Regions from separate parts of the Mus musculus genome. Here region 2 is linked to region 1. Evidence: chromatin loops called from intact Hi-C (ENCODE). Cell type or tissue: left cerebral cortex. All regions are shown on one strand.

Region 1 (2,500 bases):
ATAAAATGATAACCAGGCAATTTGTCAATATATGTATTTATGCTTATCCCCACAGGACACAGTTTGTCTTTTGGCTTGGTGGGAGAAACTTTCTTTCTTTCTTTTCTTTTCTTTTCTTTTCTTTTCTTTTCTTTTCTTTTCTTTAGTGGTCAAAGTATCAGGAATAAGGGACTGTTGAAGGCTCACTCCAGACTGGGACAGCATTTTGCCCCTCTTATGGGTTGAGAAACATCATGGATGAGGGAGAAGAAAAGATATAAGAGGTGGAGGAAAAGGGCCATTCACATGGACAAAAGGCTCTAAGGCTGGACAGAGTCAATACTATGAGAACACTAAGAAGTTGTGATTTTCTGAATGTGATTAAACCTTTGCTACCTTGCCATAAGGATTTAAACATTTATAAAGTCTCAGAGAGTGAACTCTGAGGATATGTAGACAGTTAACAGTTGCTAGGGGAGGGCTCATGAGACATCACTGGACACTAAGGATCTGTAGAGACCCTAATTAAACTTATGCATTGAACAACTAAAAAAGAATATGAAAATTGAAAGAACAACGTTTTGGAAGTATAGGATGATCAGCAGGAGTGAGAATGAGATGGGGAATCCCAGATCTGCACTTCACTCCTGGGCCAGAGCTCAGCCTGCCTCCCAGGAGTCCTGCTGCCACTCAGAATAACCAGGTGAGATATCCACACCCCAACCCCCTCGCTGCTGGGACGCTAAGAAGTCCAGCAGCTGAGAGGCCTGCCCTATCCCCTCTGCCCCATATCTCCAAATCACACTTCTTCCTGTAATCCTGAATCTGTACTCTACTCCCCAGGTCACAGCTCAGCCTGCTTGCCTCAAGGCCTGGTGCCCACCCAGGACAACCAGGACAACCAGGACAACCAGGAAAACTAGGACAACCAGGACACCCAAGGCAATTGTGACAACCAGGATAACCAGCTCTGCCTGCTCCTCTGAAAGCCTGCTGTCACCCAAGACAACCAGAATATTCTGCCATTAGGGACACCAGTTCTACCTGATGTCCAGAGGCCTGATACCACCAGAGACTATCAGGGCAGCCAAAACCAGAGACAACCATCACAAGACTACAATCAACAAAACCCAGGGCAATTTGGCAACATCAGATCCTAGCTCTCCTACTATAACAAGCCTTGGATATCCTAACACACATAAAGAGCAGGACAATGACTTTAAATCCCATCTTATGAAGATGATTGATTGATAGAGGCCTTTGAAGAGGAAATAAATTCCTTAAAAGAAATACAGGAAAATACAATCCAACAGGTGAAGGAAATGAATAAAACTGTTTAACACCTGAAAATGGAAATAGAAGCAATTCATGAAACACAAATGGAGGTAATCCTGGAGGTGGAAAACCTAGGAAAGAGAACAGGAAATAAAGACACAAGCATCACCAACAGAATTCAAGAGATAGCAGACAAAATCTCAGGCATAGAAGATACCATAGAAGAAATTGATGCCTCAGTCAAGGAAAATGCCAAATCTAAAAAGTTTTTAACACAAAACACCCAGGAAATTTGGGGCACTATGGGAAAAAAACAAACCTAAGAATAGTAGGAATAGCAGAAGAAGATCCCCAGATTAAAGGCCTATAAAATATCTTCAACAAAATCATAGAAGAAAATTTCCCTAAATTTTCTAGTTAAGAGATGTTTATAAATGTACCGAAAACTTAGAGAAGACAAAATATTGAACAAGAAAAGAAAATCCTCCTGCCACATAATAATTAAAACACTAAAAGTACAGAACAAAAAAAGAATATTAAAAGCTGCAAGGGGAAAAGGCCAAGTAACATGTAAAGACAGACCTATCAGAATTACACCAGATTTCTCAACACAGACTCTAAAAGCAAGAAAATCTTGGACAAACGTCTTGCACACTCCAAGAGACCACAGATGTCAGCCAAGACTAATATAATCAGCAAATCTTTAATGAACATAGATGGGGAAACCAAGATAGTCCAAGACAAACCCAAATTTAAACAATATCTTGGCAGTAATCCAGCCCTACAGAGGATACTAAAAGAAAAACTCCCATACAAGGAAGCAAGGAAGGTAATTATCCCCCGCAAAAAAAAAAAAAAAAAAAAAAAAATAACAATTTCACAGCAAAACCAAAAGAAGAGAAGCAAACAAACACACACTCTCTCTGTCTCTCTGTTTCTCCTCTCTCTGTCTGTCTCTGTCTCTGTCTCTCTCTCTCTCTGTGTCTCCAAACATCAAAACACAGAAACAGACAATCATTGGTCATTAATATCTCTCAACAGCAATATCAAATAATCAAACTCTCAACTGAAATCAATCTATTAGAAACAATGAGAATAATACAAAAAAAATCAACAAAACTAAGAGCTGCTTCTTTGAGAAACTCAACAAGATAGACAAACCCTTAGCCGAATTAACCATGAGACAACAAGTGAGTATTCAAATAAACAAAATCACAAATGAAAACGGAGACATAAAAGACACTGA
Region 2 (2,500 bases), 220 kb before region 1:
AGAAAGAAGTTGGGAGGAAGAGGAAAAGGAGAGGGTCGAGATACAGGAGAGAGACAGAGACTGCTGTACACTAAACTGCCTTGAACTTTTGAAACCCTAAGACCCCAGTGACACATCAACTCTAACAAGGTCATACCACTCAATCCCTCTCAAGTCGTCACTGAGCATCCAAATCTATGAGCCTAGAGGGACCATTCACATCCAAACCAGCATGGTGGCAAAGCAAACAGCCCAGAGTAAGTTAAGGAAGGCAACTTGGTCACATGGGAGTAGTTGCATGATTCTAGCCAAACTGCAAGGCAACCTTCCTCAAGGCCATTGGATAAAGAACTCATGTAGTGCCATGAGCCTCAAAGATGTGAAGTAATCAGAGCCATAGACTGGACCTTTTGCAGAAGTCGAAACATTTATTCCCCATCCTTGTTTGTAGCTTTCCTCTCTTGCTACTTTGCAGGTTCTTCTGTCCCCTTTTCTTGCAAACATCAGCCCTCCTCTCAGTTTCCAGGACAGTCCCTTCCAACGTGTGTCTTAACCGCTCCTCCCTCAGTTCCTCCACAATGTGCTCCAACTGCCCCTTCTCCCACTTTCCCTAACACAAGTAACTCCAAATGACAACCACGGTTTTAGCCTATCTGCTCAGCTCAGCTTCTGCTGGCTCACTTGTCACAAACTAACTTCTCTCTCTGTTAGCACAATTATCTTTCCACTGTCTCCTAACAATATGGTGTCTGGCTTGGCTCACCTTTTCCTGGTGCTACCTCAGATATTCTTCTGATTTTCCCTCTGGTTTTAAGCAAATCAAGTTGGATCACTCTACTCTTCTCTCTCCTCCTATTCTCATTTCCTCCATCTAGCCTCCCCTCCCAGGTTCTCCAAGTCTGACCACATTTCTAAACAGTTTGGTAAGTTGTCTTGGCAGCTGAGGCAGCTATGGGAGCCACAGCAGGCAGAGAGCACAGGAGACTCAGGGTTCTCAGCAGGGCTCTCAGCAGGGCTGTTGTGGGTGATCCTTGGACTCTCTATCCTCCAGGAACAGTTTCACTGTTCCAGAAGATGGTGATCATTCTGACGACTGAGATGCACGTGTGGTGGTGTCTCTGGAGGCTAAAGCGCAGGTGCCAAGTGGTTCCAAATAACATGATGCAGTTTGTCTCAGGGGCACCTCTGGAGGGTCTGCCTGGTTCTATTCAGCCTCTAGAGGTCAGACATGAGTCACCGTCCTTGTTCTCTGCATCGTCCTAGCCTTTCCTCTTTGTTTGTGAGAAGACTGCATTTAAGAAAGTGACCAGCAGAGGGCAGGGTGTACATGGATATTCTCCAGAAACAGTCTTGGCTCACAAGGAGAGCTAGACTCCAGATTACCCAAATTTGAGTATCCACCACAAAATTCAAGATTTTTCTTATTTTTCAAAGAGTTTTTCATAATTATTTCAACTTTACATATAGGCAAATTTTTGGTGTCTTTGTCTTAGTTATTGTTCTATGAAGAAACCCTATGACCAAGACAACACTTTTCTATAAAATTCAACATTTAATTAGGGGCTAATTCAGAGGGTCAGTCCATTACCATCATGGTGGGAAGCCAACAGGCACATTGCTAGAGCATCAGCTGAGAGTGTTACATCCTGACCCACAGGCAGGAGAGAGAGAGAGACACTGGCTCTGGTGTGGGCATTTCAACCCTCCAAGCCTACTTCCAGTGCCACACTTTCTTCAATAAGGCCACTCTTCCTAATGCCACTCATGTAGTGCCACTCCCTGGTAATTATTATTGAAATCTATGTGTCTGTGGGGCTGGGAACCTTGTCATTCAAAACACTACATGAGTGAAAAAAGAAGTTAAGAAGTTAAATACTTTGCAGAACTGATTGAAAACTCATACACAACATCCGCAACTTACGGAATACAATGAAGGGAGTTCTAAAGGCGATATTCATAGCATTAAGTGCTTATAAAAAAAACACACACAACTGAAAACTCTAGAACAGAAAGAGGAGATCACACTGCAAAGAAGTAGATGGCAAGAAATAATCGATTTCAGGGCAGAAATAGATAAGATAGCACAAAACAAAGCAATACAAAGAATACGTGAAACAAAGTTCTATGGAAAGTTTTTTTTCCAAAATTTTATTAGGTATTTTCTTCATTTACATTTCAAATGCTATCCCTAAAGTCCCCCATAACCTACCCCCCCAGCTCCCCTACCAACCCACTTCCACTTCTTGGCCCTGGTGTTACACTGTACAGGGGCATATAAACTTTGCATGACCAATGGGCCTCTCTTTCCACTGATGGCTGACTAGGCCATCTTCTGCTACATATGCAGCTAGAGACATGAGCTCTGGGGGTACTCTTTAGTCCATATTGTTGTTCCACCTATAGGGATTCAGACCCCTTTAGTTCCTTGGATACTTTCTCTAGCTCCTCCATTGGGGGCCCTGTGTTCCATCCAATAGCTGACTGTGAGCATTCACTTCTGTGTTTGCCAGGCCCCGACATA

What was found. A loop is a pair of places that touch in the nucleus more often than their neighbours do. Peaks named below come from ENCODE experiments on the same cell type or tissue, not always from the same donor. Only the 100,000 strongest peaks of a DNase experiment are listed, where the experiment ranks them.
Region 2: it touches region 1 in a loop (6-fold over the local background); 2 of 42 quality-filtered maps call a loop at or near these places.

The regions. Positions count from the first base shown.
Region 1 is chrX:8,953,599-8,956,098 of GRCm38, forward strand. No RefSeq gene overlaps it. Among named protein-coding and RNA genes, the nearest start is that of Fthl17b, 8.1 kb to the right of the region's middle. In left cerebral cortex, no CTCF peak of the experiment used is centred here; no DNase peak of the experiment used is centred here.
Region 2 is chrX:8,731,858-8,734,357 of GRCm38, forward strand. No RefSeq gene overlaps it. Among named protein-coding and RNA genes, the nearest start is that of Ssx9, 15 kb to the right of the region's middle. In left cerebral cortex, a CTCF peak has its summit at 1,304 (motif pointing right); a DNase peak (open chromatin) is centred at 1,278.